2 separate regions of the Homo sapiens genome follow, and region 1 is linked to region 2. The links are chromatin loops, found by intact Hi-C in ENCODE. Cell type or tissue: GM12878. All regions are shown on one strand. Links, peaks and the distances in the headings refer to the core of each region. The heading gives the core; the rest is flanking DNA. Region 1 overlaps APLF (aprataxin and PNKP like factor). Region 2 has its middle 48 kb from the start of PROKR1.

Region 1 (12,569 bases), core at 3,003-11,002, 110 kb after region 2:
TGAACTTCTGACCTTAAGTGATCTGCCCGCCTTCACCTCCCAAATTGTTGGGATTACAGGTGTGAGCCACAGCACACAGACTAAATCTTTTTTCTTTATAAATTACCCAGTCTCAGGTATTTCTTTATGTCAATGCATGAATGGCCTAATTACGTGTTCCAATTACATGTGTTTCAAATATCTTCTCCCTGTTGTAGTTATCATTTTCATTATAGTGTCTTTTGATAAACGAAGTTTCTTATTTTTATTTCATTGGCTTTTACCAACTGTTTTTATGGTTCATGCTTTTTATATCCTGTTTAAAAACCCTTCCCTACTCTAAAGTCATAAGGGTTTTTCCCTATATTATATTCTAAGAGTTTTATAGTTTGACTCTCACATTTAATCTACCTGGAGTAGATTTTTGGGTCTGCAGTAGGGATCTAATTTTTTTTTCCAAACAGATAACTGTCCCAGTACCATTTACTGATAAAAACTCCTCTTCCCCACTGATACGCAATGCTAGCCCTGGCCCAGTCAAATTTCCACATACATAAGTCCAAATCTAAGGTTGCTTTCAGTTCTAAAATATTATTCAACTGAAGGCACTAAAACTTCTTGTTAAGACAGATCATCAATTAGTTGTAACTTGAAGAAATTTTTTTAAAGAAAAGACACCCAATGCCAAGAGAATCCTGACTTCAGAAACATAACAACAACAAAAAAATACTACAGAGTTCAAAGAACCTGGGCTCTCATTCCCATTCTAGAATTTGCTGAGTATTTAAGATCAGACGTTCTCCAGAAGGCTATGACATTCTAAGTTGTCAAAAAAAGGTACTCGAAAAAGGATAAAAAAGAGCTACCTTTCTCCCATGTCTAAACATCACATTTATGGGAAAGTTTACAAAATTACACTAAATAATATTTAAAAGATCATAAACAGAGGTATAACTTAAATAAATCATTCCAAATTTTAGTTTTATATCTAGTGGTCATGAGGAATTTTTGCTCTAGCTTCTAGTATTATTTCTACTACAGTTTTGTGCTCAAAAGACACCTGTTAATGTCATACATAGTGGTTTTATGATCTGCGTACCATCTAATTAAAGACCCAGTAAAAGTGAAGAGTATTTTAAAAAGGAGCCTTTTTATAACTGAACACTGCTAAAATCTCACATAGAAATTTGGCTCAGTACATACTGGATAAAATTTAACTCAAGGTAAGATTTTCAACTAATAAAATCACCTTTAATTTGGGCATATTTATTTTACATTATTAGTACTCTTTTTTTGTTTGTTTTTTGAGGCGGAGTCTCGTTCTGTCGCCCAGGCTGGAGTGCAGTGGCACAATCTCGGCTCACTGCAAGCTCCGCCTCCCGGGTTCACGCCATTCTCCTGCCTCAGCCTCCAGAGTAGCTGGGACTACAGGCGCCCACCACCGTGCCCGGCTAATTTTTTGTATTTTTAGTAGAGACGGCGTTTCACCGTGTTAGCCAGGATGGTCTCGATCTCCTGACCTCGTGATCCACCCACCCCGGCCTCCCAAAGTGCTGGGATTACAGACGTGAGCCACCGCGCCCAGCCTTATTAGTACTCTTTTGAATAGCCACAAAAGTACAAAATATATCTGAATAATTTTCAGCCAAGTATAGACACAACTCCAACTAAGCACCTTTATTAAAGCCAATTTATAAAACATTTTAAAATATAAATGTCCTTGATTAACACTGAGAAAAAATGTAAATGTTTAAAATATTCATGCATTAGTAAATATGACGGTTTTCTAATCACCTATTTTTGATATAAAAAAATTTAATGCCATGTCAATTTTGTTATAAGAAGGGTTTCTTCTTATCATTGAGTAAACAAAGAGTGTAAAGAGAAAATCTGATATCTATTGAGTTGTCCACAATTCCACTGGTTAATTTGTTCACAAAATAAATGTGCTGACATGGACACAGTGGCAGAGCAGACACTGGAGACTCAGAAGGGTGGTAGTGTGAGAGGTGGGACAGGGTTGAGAAATTACCTAATGGGTACAATGTACACTATTCAGGTGACGGTTACACTAAAAGCTCAGATTTCACCATTTCACAATATAATCATGTAACAAAACTGCACTGCACTCCCTAAATCTATATAAATAAAAAATAATCATTTCTATATTTCAAGATCCCTCTATTCTTTCCTTTAATGTGCTTTAGTAACAACAAAAAAACTTATTTTAGGCCATGGTAGTTCATTGGCAGGGTATTAGAAATTGGGCACTAGAGAATAACATACTTTTGTAAAAATCTACCATGTTCCCACTCCTAGATATGCCATAGATAGTTCTCACCACAGCGTTTACTCATGCATTCAACAAATATTAATTAAATACCTACTATGTCTTAGGCACTATGCTAAACACTAGGGATACAAAGATTAGTCAGAGTTCCTACACTCAAGGGCCTTATGATCCAGTATGTCATCTCAGAAGAATAAGATAGCTGGAGAGGATACAGAGATGAATATCTAATGGTAAATACAGTGGCTCCTAAAGAAGTGTTGACTCCAGATATTAACACTTTTTCAAGACAATAAGATAATGCAGAATGAAGATGAGACATAAACTCTTTTAAAGATTATTTATTCAAGGTTGAGATAAGGTGAATACATTGAATAATTTTTTATTCAAAAAATTTCCAAGTACTAAAATTAAAAAGATGCTTTCCAAATTTGCAAACAGTTAAACATAGGATAATAAAAGCAAGTACTATCTGTGTAAAAGAAAGAACTAATGATTTAACAGGCAGTGGTATATAAAATATGAAAATACAAATTGGTTTTAAAAAGTTATAAATTAATGAATTCCATGAAATTTTACCACCATACGATCTAGTCTAAAATAAATGGACCCTTATGTACGTATTTCATTCTCTTACACAATAGACTCTGCAAATGAAAAGGAATAATCACATTGTATATTCTTGGAAACTGGCTGTCCCTGCATATCATCAGTGATTTCGCAGCAGTAAACTATAAAGCAAGCAATTAAAATTCGAGCCCTCAACAAAAACTTTCAAATTAAAATCATTTTTCAAACCTCGAAGTTGAACAAAGTCTAAGTTTTAGAAATATTCAACTCTATACAGAGTGATAGAGAATATGTTAAAATATAACCCTATAACATTTAAGTTACTTTGGTCACTACCCCAGCTCAAAAAACCAACCATTAATAGTTATGGGCTTTCTTATTATTTGGAGTATTCAATTTTAAACCAAATCATAATATATACATGAACTGGCAGTCATCTTTCATTGAAATTCTAATTAGGTAAATGTGGCATTGTCCTATGAGAAAATATGTAGTTTTCCTCACAGTTTAGATCTTTATCTCCTAATTATTTTCTGGCAATGAGAAGGGTATATTCTGACATTAATTCCCTATTCCCATAACCTTAGAAAATAGGCACCTCTGCTTGGGAACTGAAAGGGTAAGAGATGAAAGTTAAAATGAATCATTAATAACATATTTACCGGTTTGATTCGCAGCTGACCACCTGCCACCTCAAGAATGGCATGTCTTCTGGATACTCTCTTGTCTGTTATCTATACAGTAAAAAAATTAAAAGATTAAGAATAGCCACCTCCTTAAAAAGCAACAAAACAAAAAGGCAAACGAAACCCTTGGCGATGTTTCTGAAATCAGTAGACTAGATATGAAATATATCATTCATTCAACAACTGTATATTGAAATGATTGTCCTCATTTAACAAATAATGAGATTAAAAAAACCTGCCCAAAGTCATGGAAGAGTCAACAACAGAGCCTCAAGCCTAGAATCTAACGGATCCCAAAACCTTGCATGATAGTTTCCATTCATGACAGACATCTACTGGGGATTCTTACCAAGAAAATTCATAAAATACGAAAAGTCTGTATATAATATGTACTTACCAGAAAACATTTCAAATACAAGAAACATATAGTATGTCATGATGATAAAGGTTTTAAAAGGAAGAGATCCCATGCTCGAGGATCTGGTAAGTGTAAAAGGGTCTGACTATAGGCTTTGGGGTCAAAGAGACCCAGATCAGGCAGAACTGCATGCAAACTCTGGGGCCATCAGCAGCAGTTAAGAGTTCAGGAAGGCAAGAAGGGGAATAGTGAAAACCAAACATTTTCAGTAAGAAATAAATTAGCATTTTTTAAAAATATCTATTTGCTTCCTGTTTTGAGCCAACAGTGTTCTACTTAGGCTCACAATCATTTCCACATACCAAAGTTCAAAAATTGTTTGCATGTTAAATGCTGACAGTGCCAATCAAAGCTTTCCCTTTTCACTGTAAATACAATAGTTAAGATTGCCTTTTTTATTTGTGGTTGATTGATAGATAATGAAAACATGTTAAGCACCAACTTCAATAACACCATAACTACCTGACCCATCTCTTGGTAACCTTGATATTCAGCACTTGAATGTTGGCATTATCCGCATAAGGACCAAAATTATCAGTAAAAAATAGACCATACCAACACATAAACTCAATTAAACCTATTAGTTCCACAAAAAATGTGAAACTGCCAGGAGTCAGTACTCATTTTTTTAACCAGATAGCTGTTCCACACTTAAGGCTGTAACATATAGACAGTAATATCAAGCATCGGAATGAGTATCACATGAATGAATTTTTCACAATCTATTGTTAGCCACAATGGCTATCCAAGAAGTAAGTACAAACTAATAATCTATTGTTTCAGAAAAAAAGAGGCTAAAAATTTAAAGATTCCTTTCTTTTTCCCAGATTGTACCTTTTTTTTTATTATTATACTTTAAGTTTTAGGGTACATGTGCACAATGTGCAGGTTAGTTACATATGTATACATGTGCCATGCTGGTGTGCTGTACCCAATAACTCGTCATTTAGCATTAGGTATATCAGATTGTACCTTAGTAGGCTAAAAACAACAGCAGTTATCTGATGACTCATTGCATCATTTGCACAGAACTTTCACTTAAATGTTGTGATTCAACATAACATTGCCATAGCTATTATTAACACTTTACATAGAAATTGAAAGTCCAGAGAATTTAGGTAACTTGGGTAGGTCACTCTCCAAGTAGGCAGCACTCCAAATCCACACTCCTTTTAATAAAAATAGGTAATAGGCAGGGTGTGGTGGCTGCAATCCCAGCACTTTGGGAGGCTGAAGTGGGAAGACTCCTTGAGCCCAGGAATTCAAGACTAGCCTGGGCAACACAGTGAGACCCCCATCTCTACATAAAGTAAAAAATTAGCTGGACAGAGGGCATGTGCCTATAGTCCCAAATATTAATACTTGGGAGGCTGAGGTATGAAGATTGCTTGAACCCAGGAGGTCAAGGTTGCAATGAGCCATGATCGTGCCACTGCATGCCAGCCTGGGGGACACGGTGAGACCCTGCCTCAAAAAAAAAAAAAAAAAAAGATAATAAATGTAGAACACATTTATACATGACTGTACCTACATGTAATCATTCAAAAGTAATTTCAAAAAATGCGGCTGAGAGTAAGCAGTTCCTATTTCTGACTTGGGTACCAAAATCTCATTGTTACTTCCATACTACGAACCAATTTTCTAACCAACAGAGTAATAAGCTATCAAATATAAAACTATGGCATATAAAGCTGGTTCCTTTAACAGTCCATCTTAAATTTCTTTCTTTCCTTTTTTAAACTGTATTTTTTCAGGAAGCAATACATGAACTTTTCCTATCTCTGTCTTTCTTTGAAGTAAGCTTCACTGACACTACGAAGATAAAAGACATTTTAAGTAATATAAAAGTATAATGTGACCTCTAGTGGACACATAACTCCACAACAGTGTAATTTCATTACAAGCTATGTGTCTTTATAGAATACAAAAAGAATGCTATAAACAATCTTTGAAATTAACATCACTCAGACATTTATAGTGTTCCTTTTAAAGTAAAACCCTAAATAGTGAATACACAATAAAATAACCATTTGCACTTTCTCAATGGGAAGCATAAAGGTTTAATAAATTATCATTAAAACATTTTAATGTCACGATTGATATACGGAGAGGGGTGGGGAGCAAGTGACAAACAGATTATCCTAAAGATCTGATGATCTGCTTTATTTAACAGCCTATCACTGCTCCTTATACAGAGTGAATATCCAACACATTTTTATTATTTATTAATACATCAACTGTAATAACAATCAATTATCAACACCAAAGCACCATTCTAGACTTGTCATGTATCATCTTTTTCAGTCTTCACAAAATCTGTGAAGATACTATTATTATACTTCACTTCATAGGTGAGAAAATGGAAGTACAGAGAGTTTAAGCAACTACTCAGTTACACAACCAATAAGTAGTAGGGCCAGGATCTGAACCTAAGGAATCAGATTCCAGAACCATTCATGCTCTTAACGTTGTATTGCATCCCTCAATATCATTACATGAAACCTAAAGCAAAACCTGTTTTTAAGATGATTTACCCAGTTTAACTGTCAAACTAGAACACAGTAAAGAACTGGAAATAAGGCAGAAATGGCTATTTAATAACCAAATAGACATTCAGAGGAGATTCAGATCCTAAATAAAGCTCCAAGAGGCCCTCAGGCTTTCATTTGGTCCTGCTTATCTAATGGCATACCTAAGTCTAACAAGATATGTCATCCAAATTCTTAATTCTCTATTCATAAAGTGGATAGGATTTAGTAGACAGCACACTGACAACAGAAGAAAATGACTGATGTTGGTCTGCAAGTGGAAAGAGAAAGGCTACTAAAAAGCAAAGAAACCCAGGGACTCAAAAAGAATACACTGGTTAGAGGCCATTTAGGGTAGGACAAATGGCATAAATTACTTCAAAATATACTGAAGGCTTGCCCAAGTTTACTTACTGATTACCAAGAGTCACCAAGTTTAAATTAAAACTTCAACTGAAAGTCAGATATTTCACATCTTAGAAAGCCATAAAAAGTTAAATTGAAGAATTCCAATTTTTATAGAATAATTATAGTCACCTAAATTCTAATCACAACACACATTCTTCAAAGAAATCAACAAATAGAGCAAATAAAACTACCCATATCCCATCCCATATGTAATGTAAAACTAGGAGATGGAGATTACTAAAAACTTTAACTTACATGTAAGAGAGATGAGAAATGCCAGTTTCAGAAGATCAAGCCCCAGAACCTATGCTGGAGCAGAGAAAATCAGGTGGCAAATGACAGAAACAGAGGAGAGAGGGAGTGGGAATCTAGGGGTGCTGAAGCATAGGTATCACTCCCAAAAAAAATTAAGTCACACTTTTACTGGGAAATACTAAAAACACATTTCAGATCCAACATTGCAGAGGCCAAGCTAATAGAGAATCCAAAAGAGAGGCATAAAAATATGTGGAACCAGGTATAGCAAGCTCAGAAAAGGCACCACTTCTCAGGGAGAAGGAGGACACTTGGAAGAAAAAAATAAATCCAATAGTATAGATTTTGGCTTCAAAATACCATTCCCCACTGAAAGAAACCAGAGCTCTTTTGAGAAATGTCACATTCCAGGTCTGAAGCACAAAAAGTATAATGTGGACCTAGGATATCTTCTTGTGCCAGAGGACAAAGAAATGCTCAAAAATTGATGGGTGCATGTCAGAAGGACAGAGAAACCAGTGCAAAAAAACTCTGATTGACCAAATTTAGAACAATTCGAGCATCAAAATAGTGATAATACTGGAATACAGCAAATTGAATCCCAAAATAATCCATGATTCCATACAAATCTACGTAAAGTAAAAAATTAGTTGGACAGGGTGGCATGTGCCTATAGTCCCAAATATTAATACTTGGGAGGCTGAGGTAGGAAGATTGCTTGAGCCCAGGAGGTCAAGGTTGCAGTGAGCCATGATCGCGCCACTGCACTCCAGTCTGGGCGACAGGGTGAGACCCTGTCTCAAAAAAAAAAAAAAAAAAGAGATAATAAAAAAGATTCCATATGAATCATGGATTATTTTGTGATTCAGTGTGCTGTATTCCAGTATTATCAGAGGGTAAGGCTGGGAGAGATGCATTTCTTTATAAAAGAATGCCAGCTAAAGCAGAAAAAATGGTAGAACCAGAAAAATCACTATTTTCTAACTATCAATGTAAAAATTAAGTTAGGAACGGATAAAAGGATGTTTATTTCCCAACAAGAAAAAGGTCTGTTGGGAATAAATATTCATGAAGTCTCAGTATCACTCCACAGATTACTGACAAAGGAAATGGTAGATTAACTGCGAAATCTGGCAGATACCACCTTACCAAGGTGATTACACTTACCACATCACCACAGGAGGACAAACTGATAGATGTGCTTCCTAATGTGGTACTCTGAATAAACATCACCTACTTAATATTTTCAACAAAAATGTTTAATGTGAATCAAATTATGTGCAAACAATCGGAAAAACAAAAATTGTGGGACACTCTAGGAATAACTGGCCTGGACTCACAGAAGCACTGATGTCATTAAAGACAAAAGGCAAGAAAACCGTTCTAGATTAAATTAAAAAAAATTTAACTGGATCCTGATTTTTTTTAAAAAAATGCAAAAAGTGCATTATTGAAAACGATGTACAAAACCGAGTATGGGATATTAAAATTTATGGCACAGTTACACATTTCTAGAATATAATAACAGAATATAGCTATATAGAAATGTCCTTGTTCTTAGGTGACACATGTTGACATATTTAGTGAACTGCCATAATGCATGTATGTACTTTCAACTGTGTTCAGGAGAAAGAAAAAAATGTGCGCACACACACACACACACAGGCATATTACAGAAGAAAAATCAATACCTTATTTGATTAAATTGCTGTTTGTCAAATTTCTGTTACTTGTAGTCAAAAGCAACTGTGATTAATATACATTCCTCTAACAATTGTTGTATTTATTTTTTTTTTTAGAGATGGGATTTTGCCATTTTGGCCAGGCTGGTCTCAAACTCCTGGCTCCAAGTGATCTGCCCACCTGGGCCTCCCAAGGTGCTGGGATTACAGGCATGAGTCACTGTGCCTGGCCTTAAACTTTTTTTTTTTTTTTTTCAGACTAAGCTTCGCTCTGCTGCCCAGGCTGCAGTGCAATGGCACAATCTAGGCTCACTGTAAACTCTGCCTCCCAGGTTCAAGCTATTCTCCTGCCTCAGCCTCCCGGGTAGCTGGGATTACAGGCATGCGCCACCATGTCCGGCTAATTTTTTTTTTACATGTAGTAGAGACAGGGTTTCAACATGTTGGTCAGGCTGGTCTCGAATTCCTGACCTTGAATGATCCACCCACCTCTGCCTCCCAAAGTGCTGGGCTTACAGGTGTGAGCCACCGTGCCCAGCCCTAAACTGCATTCTTAATATTGTTTCTTGAATGTGAACAGGTCTCTCTATTCTTATACCACTTTTGTAGTGATACCATGTGGATCCCTTATATTTGACTTTCTGGTTTTAAATATTACTAGAATACTTCATCTACTATAATATACATACAGGTCCCTTCTCTAGTTTTAAGATATGAAGATTATACCAGAAGAAAAGATAAACACATGAAAACATAAAAGAACTCTTTATGATCTGTTACCAAATACTTATTTTTGGTATTTATTGAAGTCAAACAAAATGGAGATTTTCTTATGTGATGAGCAGAAATACTTAGATATTTTGTATCAAAGTCTGTGATCTGTTTGTTTGACTGCAATTCTCAAAATTCTAAAAACGAAAGAAACAACCCTGAATAAAGTAAAAGCAGAAAAGCTACTGGATCTTGAAATAGAATAGGGTGGTACCTTTCATTTCATTTTTTGTCTACATATAATATAGACAACACAAGTTAATTTTTTGTAAAATGCTTTTCTAGAGAAGTTTCTGAACATCATAGACAGGTATAATATATCGCATTAATTCAATGTTCTCATGTAACTTGGTTCCTGTACATATAAGAACAGAAAATAGTTCATTTTTCAGTATAAACTATATTACAAATTGTTTTTTAGTATAAACTGTATTACACAGGATATTATAGTACAAATATAGTACACAGGATGTATATTATAGTACAAATTATTTGTTTTTCAGTATAAACTATATTACACAGGAAAGGTTAAGATAATTATATAATACTTTATACTTTAATTTTATAAAAATTATCTTGTATGAATAAAATCAGAAAGATGGCTGACTAGAGGTGCCCAATGCGTGCCTTTGCCCCCCAAAAAGGGACCCAAACACAGAATCAACAACTACAATTCAACTGGATTGTCTGAGGGAAAGCACTGAAGTGCAGCAAGAGAGTGGCAAGATCCCTGTGGAGCACAAAAGCAGGATGAAAAGAGGTGCAAGGCACCCTGCCTCTGCTGTCCCATCTCCCCAGTGAGACTGGCTGGGAGCCAGGAGGGACTTCTTATGGGGTAATGGTAAGCACAGGGCCCCAGCCACAGAAACTTGCAGTCCTTACTACAGGAGAATCCCACAGTCCTTACAAGCCTTGAGCTGTTTGGAGAGCTACCTGGAATTTACAAAGCTACATTACTCCACAGTAGGAGCTCGTGTTATGCGCTCCCCACCCTTGCATGACCTAAGCTGCTACAGCATAGCATCTTCTTGAAACCAGAGCCACTGCTGGAGGGCGTCCTGCTCTGGGGGCCAATAGCCACTGTGTCTCTCTAGCTTTGAGGCTCTACCATCATTCCATAAAGACCACATGAAGGACTGTAATGCAATGACTCCAGTTACTGAGAGCCTGGGCCCAGGGACAGTCATGACTCTGGTACTGCATAGTGGGGAAGTCAACCCCAGGCTGGCCAAAACACCACATGCCTACACCTCCAGCTGCAGAAACAGCATAGCAGCCCACCCCTGGTACGCACTTCCCCAAGCTAGCCAAACCATTGTGAGCTCACACCCCAGCCAGAGAAACAGCAGACCACCCCCAGTGGGCATGCCACCAAACTGGCCTAATCATTGTGTGTCCATACCCCCAAATGAGGAAACAGTCTGGTGGAACCACCCTAGGCGGACATACTCCACAAGCCAGCCAAACTGTCCCACACCTGCACTCCTAGCTGGATAAACAGCCTGGTGGCTCTTTCCTCAGTAAGCCAGACCCTAAGCAGCCAAACCACAACATGTCTGCACCCTAAGTCTGATAAACAGCCCAGAGAGCCAGTCCCTGAGGTCTCTGCACACCAGCACCCTCAGCCTGAGAAGTAGCCTAGCAGCCCTGCCCTCAGTGACCCTGTCTCCAAGCCAGCTGACTCACTATGTGTACATGCATACCCCTGGCTCAACAACCAGCCTGGCGAGCCCATCTCTGGCAAAGTCACACCACCACTACCACCACACACTTCCACAGCCTAGGCCACTGAGGCACTTGCAAACATCACTAATATGGGTTACAGCTGAGGAAACTGCACAGAGACCATACAACTGTGCTCACTCAGAACCTAAGCCAATGTACTCTACCTGTCAGACACCATAAGACCCATCTAAAGGAATAGGTCTTTCCCTGTGAAAGCTACTGCATAAAATTAGAAGAGGCAACTATTCCACCAGATGAGCAGATATCAATATAGGGACATAAGAAACATGAAAAAAACATAACAACCCCAAAGGAACACATTAATTCTCCAATAGCAGACTCCACAAAAAAAAAAAGAAATTTATAAAATGCCAGAAAAAGAATTCAAAATAACTTTAAGAAAGTCAACAGGATAGAAGAGAATGCAGATAACCCAATTTACCAAAATCAGAAAAATAATTCATTATCTAAATGAGAAATTCAACAGAGAGAAACATCATAAAAAATAACCAAACAGAAATCTTACAGCTGAGGAATTCAGAGAATAAAATAAAAAATAAAATCAAGCCTTCACCAGACTATATCAAGCAGAAGAATTTCCGAACTTAAAGACAAGTCTTCTGAAATAACCCAAAGAAAAGAAAAAAGTATATACTAGAATGAAGAAAACCGATTGAATTTATGGGACAACATTAAGCGAACAAATATTCACATTATGAGAATTCCAGGAAAAGAAAATATGGAAAAGGCATAGAAAACCTATTTAATGAAATAATAGCTGAAAACCTCCCAAGCCTTGAGAGACAGAAGGATATCCAGATGCAGGAAGCGCAAAAGTTCTCAAATAAATTCAGCCCAAAAAGTTCCTCTCCAAGGCACTTATAGTCAAATTTTCAAAAGTCAAAGACAATGAGAAAATTCTACAAACAACAAGAAAAAATCATCAAGTCACATAAAAGGGAATGCCCATTAGACTAACAGCAGATTTCTCAGCAGAAACCTTACAGGCTGAGAAAATGGCATGATATGTTTAGTGCTGAAAGGAAAAAACAAACAAACAAACAAAAACAAAACAAAACAAAACAAAACTGCCAGCCCAGATGATACCCAGTAAAGCTATCCTTTAGAAATGAAGTTTTCCCAAACAAGCAAAAACTAAGGGAATTCCGTCACCACTCAACAAGCCCTACAAGAAATACTTAAAGGAATTACTACAAGGCTTCACTGCTGAATTCTACCAAACTTTTAAAAAAGACT
Region 2 (12,569 bases), core at 2,901-10,900:
TGGTTACAATTTGCAAGGAATATTTTTTCCGTGTGTTTAATTTCAACCTATGCATGTCCTTAAATCTAAAATGAGTCTTTTTTGTCTCTAAAGTGAGAGAGCATATAGTAGAATCATGGTTTGTTATTCATTCAGCCAATCTATGTATTTTGGTTGGAGAGTTTAACCACTTACATTTAATATAATTACGGATAGGGAAGAATTTACTACTGCTATTTTGTTAATTGTTTTCTGTATGTCTTATAGCTTTTTGGTTCCTGAGAAAAGAATTTTCTGATGGAGCTCCTACTTATAATTAGATAATTGTATACCCTGTGCTGGAATGAAATGAAATTGAATGGGCCTATGATTTATATATATATATATATATTTTTAAATTATACTTTAAGTTCTAGTGTACATGTGCACAATGTGCAGGTTTGTTACATATGTATACATGTGCTATGTTGGTGTGCTGCACCCATTAACTCGTCATTTACATTAGGTATATCTCCTAATGCTATCCCTCCCCACTCCCCCAACCCTACAACAGGTCCCAGTGTGTGATGTTCCCCTTCCTGCATCCAAGTATTCTCACTGTTCAATTCCCACCTATGAGTGAGAACATGTGGTGTTTGGTTTTTTGTCCTTGCGGTAGTTTGCTGAGAATGATGGTTTCCAGCTTCATCCATGTCCCTGCAAAGGACATGAACTCATCCTTTTTTATGGCTGCATAGTATTCCATGGTGTATATGTGCCACATTTTCTTAATCCAGTCTATCATTGTTGGACATTTGGGTTAGTTCCAAGTCTTTGGTATTGTGAGTAGTGCTGCAATAAACATACATGTGCATGTGTGTTTATAGCAGCATGAGTTATATTCCTTCGGGTATATACCTAGTAATGGGATGGCTGGGTCAAATGGTATTTCTAGTTCTAGATCCCTGAGGAATCGCCACACTGTCTTCCACAATGGTTGATCTAGTTTACAGTCCCACCAACAGTGTAAAAGTGTTCCTGTTTCTCCACATCCTCTCCAGCATCTGTTGTTTCCTGACTTTTTAATGATCACCATTCTAACTGGTGTGAGATGATATCTCATTGTGGTGTTGATTTGCATTTCTCTGATGGCCAGTGATGATGAGCAGTTTTTCATGTGTCTGTTGGCTGCATAAATGTCTTCTTTTGAGAAGTGTCTGTTCATATCCTTCGCCCACTTTTTGATGGGGTTGCTTTTTCGTGTAAATTTGTTTGAGTTCTTTGTAGATTCTGGATATTAGCCCTTTGTCAGATGAGTAGATTGCAAAAATTTTCCCCCATTCTGTAGGTTTCCTGTTCACTCTGATGGTTGTTTCTTTTGCTGTGCAGAAGCCCTTTAGTTTAATTAGATCCTATTTGTCAATTTTGGCTTTCATTGCCATTGCTTTTGGTGTTTTAGACATGAAGTTCTTGCCCATGCCTATGTCCTGAAAGGTATTGCCTAGGTTTTCTTCTAGGGTTTTTATGGTTTTAGGTCTATCATTTAAGTCTTTAATCCATCTTGAATTTATTTTTGTATAAGGTGTAAGGAAGGGATCCAGTTTTTCCCAGCACCATTTGTTAAACAGGGAATCCTTTTCCCATTTCTTGTTTTTGTCAGATTTGTCAAAGATCAGATAGTTGTAGATGTGTGGTATTATTTCTGAGGGCTCTGTTCTGTTCCATTGGTCTATATCTATGTTTTGGTAAGAGTACCATGCTGTTTTGGTTACTGTAGCCTTGTAGTATAGTTTGAAGTCAGGTAGTGTGATGCCTCCAGCTTTGTTCTTTTGGCTTAGGATTGACTTGGCAATGCAGGCTCTTTGTTGGTTCCATATGAACTTTAAAGTTGTTTTTTCCAATTCTGTGAAGAAAGTCATTGGTAGCTTGATGGGGATGGCATTGAATCTACAAATTACCTTGGGCAGTATGGCCATTTTCACGATATTGATTCTTCCTATCCATGAGCATGGAATGTTCTTCCATTTGTTTGTGTCCTTTTATTTTGTTGTGCAGTGGTTTGTAGTTCTCCTTGAAGAGGTCCTTCACATCCCTTGTAAGTTGGATTCCTAGGTATTTTATTCTCTTTGAAGCAATTGTGAATGGGAGTTCACTCATTATTTGGCTCTCTGTTTTTCTGTTATTTGTATATAAAAATGCTTGTGATTCTTGCACATTGATCTTGTATCCTGAGACTTTGCTGAAGTTGCTTATCAGCTTAAGGAGATTTTGGGTTGAGACAATGGGGTTTTCTAGATATAGAATCATGTCATCTGCAAACAGGGAAAATTTGACTTCCTCTTTTCCTAATTGAATACCCTTTATTTCTTTCTCCTGCCTGATTGCCCTGGCCAGAACTTCCAACACTATGTTGAATAGGAGTGGTGAGAGAGGGCATCCCTGTCTTGTGTCAGTTTTCAAAGGGAATGCTTCCAGTTTTTGCCCATTCAGTATGATATTGGCTGTGGGTTTGTTATAAATAGCTCTTATTATTTTTAGATACATCCCATCAATACCTATTTTATTGAGAGTTTTTAGCATGAAGGGCTGTTGAATTTTGTCAAAATTCAACATCTTTTCTGCATCTATTGAGATAATCATGTGGTTTTTGTCTCTGGTTCTGTTTATATGCTGGATTACGTTTATTGATTTGTGTATGTTGAACCAGCCTTGCATCCCAGGGCTGAAGCCCACTTGATCATGGTGGATAAGCTTTTGGATGTGCTACTGGATTCGATTTGCCAGTATTTTATTGAGAATTTTTCCATCGATATTCATCAGGGATATTGGTCTAAAATTCTCTTTTTTGTTGTGTCTCTGCCAGGCTTTGGTATCAGGATGATGCTGGCCTCATAAAATGAGTTAGGGAGGATTCCCTCTTTTTCTGTTGATTGGAATAGTTTCAGAAGGAATGGTACCAGCTCCACCTTATACCTCTGGTAGAATTTGGCTGTGAATCCATCTGGTCCTGGACTTTTTTGGTTGGTAAGCTATTAATTATTGCCTCAATTTCAGAGCCTATTATTGGTCTATTCAGGATTCAACTTCTTCCTGGTTTAGTCTTGGGAGGGTGTATGTGTCGAGGAACTTATCCATTTCTTCTAGATTTTCTAGTTTATTTGCGTAGAGGTGTTTATAGTATTCTCTCATGGTAGTTTGTATTTCTGTGGGATCAGTGGTGATATCCCCTTTATCATTTTTTATTGTGTCTATTTGATTCTTCTCTCTTTTCTTCTTTATTAGTCTTGCTAGTGGTCTATCAATTTTGTTGATCTTTTCAAAAAACCAGCTCCTGGATTCACTGATTTTTTGAAGGGTTTTTTTGTGTCTCTATCTCCTTCAGTTCTTCTCTGATCTTAGTTATTTCTTGCCTTCTGCTAGCTTTTGAATGTGTTTGCTCTTGCTTCTCTAGTTCTTTTAATTGTGATGTTAGGGTGTCAATTTTAGATCTTTCCTGCTTCCTCTTGTGGACATTTAGTGCTATAAATTTCCCTCTAAGCACTGCTTTAAATGTGTCCCAGAGATTCTGGCATGTTGTGTCTTTGTTCTCGTTGGTTTCAAAGAACATCTTTATTTCTGCCTTCATTTCATTATGTACCCAGTAGTCATTCAGGAGCAGGTTGTTCAGTTTCCATGTAGTTGAGCGGTTTTGAGTGAGTTTTTTAATCCTGAGTTCTAGTTTGATTGCACTGTGGTCAGAGAGACAGTTTTTTACAATTTCTGTTCTTTTACATTTGCTGAGGAGTGCTTTACTTCCAACTATGTGGTCAATTTTGGAATAAGTGAGGTGTGGTCTTGAGAAGAATGTATGTTCTGTTGATTTGGGGTGGAGAGTTCTGTAGATGTCTATTAGGTCCGCTTGGTGCAGAGCTGAGTTTAATTCCTAGATATCCTTGTTAACTTTCTGTCTCGTTGATCTGTCTAATGTTGACAGTGGGATGTTAAAGTCTCCCATTATTATTGTGTGGGAGTCTAAGTCTCTTTGTAGGTCTCTAAGGACTTGCTTTATGAATCTGGGTGCTCCTGTATTGGGTGCATATATATTTAGGATAGTTAGCTCTTCTTGTTGAATTGATCCCTTTACCATTATGTAATGGCCTTCTTTGTCTCTTTTGATCTTTGTTGGTTTAAAGTCTGTTTTATTAGAGACTAGGATTGCAACCCCTGCCTTTTTTTGTTTTCCATTCGCTTGGTAGATCTTCCTCCATCCCTTTATTTTGAGCCGAATAGGGCTATGATTTTTATAACATCTGAAACTCTGCTAAAAGACTCCAAAAGCTTATACAGACAACTTATATTTGATGTGTCTGTTATGTAAAAACATTTCTTAAGAAAAAATATTCTGAATACAGGTAAAAGACAGTACCTCTGAAAATGTTGGGGTTGACATATTGTTTCATTTCAATATAAAACAAAATAGATTTGGGAATAGCCTCCATTTAGAATAATTTTCTTTAAGCTTACTGGGTACTTCAATATCTATACTGAGAGTATTTTCTCCATTAACGATATTATGTTCTGCAGAGAAGAAACAAATGAAGGCATAAACAATTTCAAATTCATTAACCATAAATGACAACTGTGAACAAGACTTCAGATAATTTTATGAAAAAATTAAAAATTAGATCATATTTTAAAAAATACATTCTTTAGTAAAATACTACTGTCACAGAATTAGAGACAAATATGGTTAAGAAACTGATTCAAGTACAAGAATATGTATGAAGAATAAATATTCTGCTTGTATTATTTTTTTAAATTTAAAAACATAATGAAATTTTAAATTTGGGCTAATTATAGACACAGATGTATTTATATTTTTAAAAGGATTTCATTTTTGAAAAATGATTTGAATAAAACTATTTTGCAGGTCTGCTAATACAACAAAAAAAAATTTGTTGTTTAATAAATAAGTATTTTAAAAGCATTTTAAAAGATTTTAGTGTTCTCTTTCATTTTCAGAAGTGTTCCAATGTGGTGTTGAATTATAGTCACCCTCACTGTACATAACATATCTGGACATCCCTAAACATAGGCTAAACATAGGCTCATCCTTACTTGTCCTTAGACTCAGAAATTTCATTTAAAGATGAGGCTGCCTCCCATAGGCAGCTGTATTCTTGAAGGCTACACCCTCCACTAACATGGGAGGACTGGAGAAAATCCAAGCTAGGTACCAACCAGACAAAGAAAGAACCCCAGCATGTTCTGCAATAGCCAAACTGATCCTGATAAGGAAGGGAAATTTTCTCCCAAGCAATTGATTCTCTTTGAAAGATTTGAGAAAAGGGTGCTGGGATTTCAAAGAAGAGGGCAACCTGCAGAGCCCACAAAGTAAGGGAAAGAAAGGTCACAAAGAGGACTTTGGATACACAAGAAAATAACAGCTGCATTACTCACAGTAGCAAAGACATGGAATCAACCCAAATGCCCATCAATAATAGACTGGATAAAGAAAATGTGGTATATATACACCACGGAATACTATGCAGCCATAAAAAAGAATGAGATCATGTTCTTTGCAGGGACATGGATGGAGCTGGAAGCTGTTATCCTCAGCAAACTAATGCAGGAACAGAAACCAAACACCACATGTTCTCACTTATAAGTAGGAGCTGAATGATGAGAACACATGGACACATGGGGTGGGTGGGGAACGACACAGGCTGAGGCCTGTCAAGAGGGAGAGCATCAGGAAGAACAGCTAATGGGTGCTGGGCTTAATACCTAGGTGATGGGTTGATCTGTGCAGCAAACCACCATGGCACACGTTTACCTATGTAACAAACCTGCATATCCCGCACATGTACCCTGGAACTGAAAATAGAAGTTGATAAATAAAAATAAATAAATGCTGATAACTTGGAAAAAAAGAGAAAAAGAAAATAACAGCTGCAGTTACATGTATCTAGTGCCACCACACCATGTGCTAAGCACTTGATGGACACATTACATACATATTTTCTCCTCATCCTTTCAACACTTCTACAAGATGGGTGTGTTATCCCCATTTTCCAGATAAAAATCTGAAGCTCACCCAGGTCTGGGAGCTCTTTGCTGCTACACCACCCTGTCTGCCCCGGTAGAGGGCGATGGAGAGCATATACAAAAACAAAAAGAAAACAAAACAAAAAGCATGTAAGTAAAGAAAGGCAAGTAAATCAAGGTTACAACTGGAGAAAACGATTTGTTCTTATAAGCAAGAATGACTAAAGACCTTAACAGACTATGAAAAACCTAGATGTTCAAAATAAATTGGCTTTGGATACACTTGAGAACAGTGGGCTGCCAGAGCCCTTATTAAGTCTACCAGAAACAAAAATGCCCTCTTTTGGGTGAAACATGTGCAGGGAGCCAAAGCTGGATATTAATTACCGAGTGACTTCAACTACCAGCCACCCTCTAGAAGTCCGCTGTGAAGTGGAATGTAAAATAACACAGGTAATCACAGACACAGGTTGCTGGAAATGATGCAAACACATTATTCTCCCCAAATTAAAACACTCTACTCATGTCCAGAGCTTGAAAATTTGTTTCCCAGTAAAGGTCAAGAAAAGCAAACATTGCTTGAATTTAATTATTAAGCCAGCTGTCAGTCACTGGCAGTGACACAAGCAGGAAGACATTTCAAGGCAGGAAATCAGCTGCAGTTAGCATGACAGGGTCCTTGCATCTTTAATCAGGAACTCCTCTGTCAGAATATTTTATTTATCACTGAAAGAATAATGCCAAGTTGGCATCTATTTTATTCCCTTACTGTATCTTTTTTCTTTTTTAAATAGCAAATCTAGCAAACAAGACCTTAGTTTACTAAGATTCGATGGATTTCAGTAGGGCTGATAACTGTATTAATTTGCATTAACTGTCCATATTCTAAAGTAGTGCCCTGAAGCAAGATCGAAACATGAGATACCAATGGCAATTCATTTTGCTTATAAGTTTAGGCATGAGAGTGACTGGTCCAGACAGAAGAACTGGTTCTATCCCCTGAATCCGCCACTACCAACTAGCAGTGGCTTCAAAAATTATAGGGGTGTGTGGGTAGAAACCAAGATTGGTAGATGGGAAGGAAGGGAGTACTTGGATTGATACAGAGTGAATGAGGAAGAGGCCTCAAACATCTGCCATTGCCTCTAGAACAACCACTGCAACTAATTTTTCCTCTGTAACTTTGGTGAATTCACATAAACTCTTGAATCTTTAATTTACCAGTTGCGAAACAGGAATAGGATACTCAAAAAGGAAGTTACTAATAATGGTCTGAAGGTGGTGGTGGCTATGAGTGGTTATGAGTGATTTTTATATTGTTCTTTCTGCTTGTCTGTTTTCTCTGGTTTTTCCAAAATAGAATTTAAAGCATGTTATAAAATTTAAATATTCTATGATTTTTATACATCAAAGTTTCCTTAAGATTGAGTTAAGGACTAGCTACTGATGAATTTTTTGATGAAAAATCCATGTTTACACATGGGTTTATAGTAGAGGAAGGAATTCATCATTGACTCAAATTATAGTCAACATTCGTCTACGGTCAACACTGCTTCTCAATGAATTCTAAAGCTTCTTCCAGCAGGAAAATTAAATGATTATGATATCTTTACTACTTTCTTCCAATACATATTTTCCAGTGACCATGATGGTACAGAAATACCATCAGGGCTTACTGTCTGACACGGGGTTAATGAGCAATATAGAAAAGTTCATCAATTCAGGAAACTACCTAAAGGTCATGATTAATTACATTTTCAATAGCCTTTAATTTTTTTCAGGATAACGATGGTCATAAAGAAAAAATGATTTTTAAATTATATTGAATTAAATTAAAATGATATAACTAAAAACAGAAAACAAAGATGCAAATGTATACTTAATACCAAAGAAAGTCTTATTTTTAAGTTTCTATCTCTCCTTTAGACACATATCAGCATATGTAATGACACATTTCATTAACATGCATGTACAATCTTCATCATTTCCACTTGGAGTTCTTTTTAAGCTTTTTAATAATTTGAGTGCTATTAATGGTTATGATAGAAATGTTTATGCTTCCCATGTATGGATTTATTATTCAGCTGACATGGGCTTGGATTTTGTTGGTTATAGTGTAACTCACTTTCTCTTCTAGAATATTCATTTTCTCAAAGTCACAAGATATACATTTAGTTTAGTAGAACAAATATTTACAGATAATCAGACATGTATATAGCACTGGGCTAGGTATTATGTGAGAAAAAGAGAACACAGCCCATTCCCTCAAGAAAAGTAGACCATCGGTGACACTTCTAACATGACCACTTCTTCCCTATTGAGACAGGGCTGTCAGCTAGAAGTTAGGGAGCCCTGAAGAGCTCTAGATGTCCTTGGTAATACTTCCTCTTCCCTGCCTTCAGGATGCCCCAAGCCTTGGCTGCCCACGGACAAATCCAGGTTGGAAGCTGCAATGAGAGCTCAGTACCCTGTATCACAACTTATCCCAACATGCTGTCACCCGTTTGCTTCAGTCACCACCAGGATCCAAGATGCCAGTTCACTTATTCCTCATCTATTATCTTATACCTGTGTGTTCAACAGGTATACAAATATGACTCAGTTTCTCACTCCTTCACAACCCTAAACTCTTGACCTTTGTAACTCACAGCCTGTCATTTGCAAAATCCCCTAAATGCTCACCTCTTCTCTGAACATTCCCATGATCTAGCCCTACACAATCTGGCTCCTGCCTACTTCTACCAGAGGAAGCCCTCTCCCACCCCTCCTCTCCACCTTGATCCTTCTACCATAAGCACTCTAGTTTTCCTGCTGTTTCTGGAACTCCCCAGGCTCCTTCCTGCCCGTGGCCTTTGTACTTGTCAGCTCCGTTTGGTATACTCTCTTCCTACACCTTCTCCTGGCCACTGCCTTGTTCACTCAGGTCTGTATTCACACATCACTCCTCAGGGAGGCCTTTCCTGACCACGGATCTAAAACAGCCACCACCCCTCACACCTATCGCAAGCTCCCACCCCACCATTCTCTATGCTTTTCCCCTGCTTTATTTCTATAGCACTTATTACACCTATCGTAGTCTCTATTTTGTTGGTGTATTTCCTGTTATCTCATTATACTATAAACTCCATTTGGGAAAGAACGTTGTCTCATTCATCTCTGCATCTTCTATGCCAAGAACAATGTCTGTGGCAGTTCCAGCTGCTCAACAAGTATGTGTTGAATGAATGAGTGAATGAGTATTTCAGAATTTTCAGAATGCCCCAGAAAAAAATTCATGGTTATATAAGTTTTAGAAACAGTAGATATATAAACCCAGTTTTAAAGACTCACAGGACACATTTGCTTATGCAAGGCTATGTCAAGTCTCAAAGCAACAAACCCATTTAATTCCGCATTTCAAAATTAATTTCATCATGGTACCCTTTTTAAGCCTCACCTATAAATATCTATAGAATCAGAATTCCATTTGGGAAAGATTGCTGTTGGCAACTGAAATCTGTTGAGGATACTTTAGAGGAGAATGACATCTCTTGACCTCTGGACAATCCCCTACTTCCTTCCCTTTCTTCCATCTCCAATTTCCTAATTTCTTTTATAGGCCAGAACAGAACCCACTCTCAGGAGTCTGGGCACTGGGAATCTGGGGCTCACTTAAGAGAAAGTCTCTCTGTTGGTGGACACTCAAGAGACTCTGTTACCCAAAGAGCTACACTGAGGTGAGCAATGTGTCACCCAAGCTTATCTCACATGGGTGACAGGAACCTCCAGTACAGCAGTATCCAGCCTTGCCCCAGTTCCAGCCTCCTCCAACATAAAACTCCCTTCCTCATGGTAAGATATGAGGGTTGGAGGCCATTGTTAGGAGAGTGAGGGTAAATCCCCTTGCCTCTTCAACTTGCTACTTTTTACCATTTTTACATGTATCCTGGGAGTTAGGTTTAAAGGCTTAATTAGATTCAGGTTAACATTTTTGGCAAGGGTGGAGTCAGCTCCTTCTTTGGGCGAACTCTGATGGAAGTTATCTGTGATCTGCCCCTCGGTGGGACCTGGCTGCACTCTCTTTTCCACGTCACCTCCATTGAGTATCAGGTCTGACTTGGGCTCAGAAGCTGAGTCTGGTGGCCTCATGTATTCATTGCCTGTTACATATAAACTGAAGTTCACAGCATTCTCTGTCTCCTTGGTATGCTGTAGGCATGGGCTACAGTTAATTTTATTTTCTCTTTACCAATTAAAACGATGCTTTCCCCAAATAAAGCATATTATTATTTTAAAATTTATGGACCCTGTGAATTTTACAACTGACTTTCCCCCTTGTTTGGGAAGACTGAGAGCTGGATTTGCTCCTCTATAAACCAGTATATGAGCTATGCTTTTCTGTACATTCTTGTGAATTAACTTCATCCCTGGCTTAAGCTTTCTATTCTGCTTTTGTGTTCAATTCTCCATCTATTTCTTTTTCATCTTGTGTATTTCTGTAAGCTGCCTTGGTTCCTTAATGGAATGAGGCAGGAATGTAAATCCACAGAGCAGCAGAGTGTTTGTAGGCATAGGAAGATGCCGGCATGTGTTGACATACTTATTTGCCTATCTTGCAAAGTTTAATCATCAGAACTGAAGGTCATGAAGCACTGCACCATACTGGGTAATGACATGGCATTTCCATTGGCATTTAATGGTAAATTGCATTGCCTTTCACAGTACTAAAACTGTTGTTGTAGAAGAAAGAAATACTTTGGATTCTGGAAATTAAAGCAAATGGGAGAAATAATGTAAACCACCTTATCTATTGGAGGCCAAAGTTTCAAGCTTGTATTCTGGCTGGAACTCTCAGCCTAGTGCTACCCAAACCCATCTGACTTCCAGTCCTCAATTTGCTCTTCCTGAGAGGGAAGGTGGAATTCTTTAAGAATTGTGATCTTTCCCTGAACGTGTTTTAAAATTGAGGACGATGGAAAAGAAAAAATAAAATGAGTATCAGACACTTTGCAATTAGCTATTTAAGAGAAATACATCTTAAGTAAGGAGGAGCTAACGGAGTCTTTTGTAGCCTACACAGCTCTGAGCTGACTCCCAAGTTCAGCTTCAGGTATTATCAGGCTGTCGACAGGTCAAGAAAGAAGACATGAGAAGAGCTGGCCCCTGCGTATAGAGAACACTAGCCTTGTCTTCCATGCTCACTTGTCTCATCTGCTTGAGAACTTCATTTCTGCCTGTCTTTGGGCTGTTTACCCCATAAAAGCCCAACTTTGCTATTCTGAATCTTGGATCCTTGCCCAAGAGATTAGTTAATGCATTTGTGTACATGGCAGTGTTGAAAAACAAAAGTTGCCAGGCAGCAGAAAGACAACCAACCATCCTCCCACAAACATGACTTTAGATCTTGGTTTGAACAAATCAAGTAGTGTGATGTGGAACAAATTCATACACTAGAAGGAAGTTCCTGGATGGCCTGGATTTCTGTCACCCCAGTGCCTGGAGCAGAGCTTGGCACTAAGTGGGAGCTCAGTAAGTATTTATTTGTTGAACAAATGAGAGGATGCTAGGAGTTACATAGGCCAGTACAACTTCGTAGCATTGGTGTTTAATGGTCACAGATCACAAAGGCACAGATCATGTCCTGTGCTGAAAATGAGTTAACAAATTCAAACAGGCTGGAGCTGAGCTGTCCCCTATTGCCCAGAGCTCCCAAATACCAATTGTTTGCTTTCCTTCCTTTGCAGCATTGGGAGCCATTCAGTGACTTAGAAGACGATGTTAGAGTGTGAGAGGTCACACAAAGATATGAGGCTCCTGAGTGTTCAGCTGACAGCCCCACCCCACTGACCAGGACAAAGGTTGCCCCTCTCTGCTTCTACTGCCCCCTTTTTTTTTTTTTTTTTTGAATCGGGGTCTTGCTCTGTTGCTCAAGATGGAGTGAAGCAGCACAATCTTCTCTGCTCATGGCAACTTCCATCTTTTGGGTTCAAGTGATCCTCCTGTCTCAGCTTCCCAAATAGCTGGGATTAAAGCGGGCACCACCACACCCAGCTAACTTTCGTATTTTTAGTAGAGACGGGATTTCGCCATGTTGGTGAACAGGCTGGTCTTGAACTCCTGACCTCAAGTGATCCACCCGCCTCAGCCTCCCAAAATGCTGGAATTACAGGTGTAAGCCGCTGCACCCAGCCTGCTTCTACCCCATGTTCTGAGAGTTCTGCCTGTGGCTTCTCCTCTGCAAAGTTACCTCCAACCTTGTCTTCAGCCCTGTTTCTCCTGATGGAGCCAGTGTAGGAAGTGGTGGGTAGGCAGTGCGTCCTGCCTCCAGTCCCTGGGAAGGTCCCAGGCCGCTCTGCCTCTTCTGTCCCTCTCATGCTGTAGGAGCTGCCAAGGACAACCTTGAGGAAAGGCAAAGGCGTTCCTCAGCCTGCCAGGCGGTGTGACCTGTGTGGCCCTTGCTCTGCTTCCCAGCTTTGGTGTTGTTATTTCTTTACCTATAATGTGTGTTAAACCTAAAACTCCATTCCCAGCTGCTGCAGTTTAAAGCTATACTTAACTCTCTAATAATAAGCTAATATATGTTGGTGCAACACTTTGCACTCTGT

Evidence for each region. Hi-C counts contacts between places; a loop is a spot of excess contacts. Peaks named below come from ENCODE experiments on the same cell type or tissue, not always from the same donor. Only the 100,000 strongest peaks of a DNase experiment are listed, where the experiment ranks them.
Region 1: it touches region 2 in a loop (3-fold over the local background); 31 of 110 quality-filtered maps call a loop at or near these places.

The regions. Positions count from the first base shown.
Region 1 is chr2:68,481,194-68,493,762 of GRCh38, reverse strand. It overlaps APLF (aprataxin and PNKP like factor), which reads right to left. Exons shown (of 10, transcript NM_173545.3): 2 at 3,502-3,573. Among named protein-coding and RNA genes, the nearest start is that of APLF, 20 kb to the right of the region's middle. In GM12878, for the core only: no CTCF peak of the experiment used is centred there; no DNase peak of the experiment used is centred there.
Region 2 is chr2:68,588,891-68,601,459 of GRCh38, reverse strand. No RefSeq gene overlaps it. Among named protein-coding and RNA genes, the nearest start is that of PROKR1, 48 kb to the left of the region's middle. In GM12878, for the core only: a CTCF peak has its summit at 6,082 (motif pointing right); a DNase peak (open chromatin) is centred at 6,119; H3K4me3 peaks cover 381 bases; H3K27ac peaks cover 306 bases.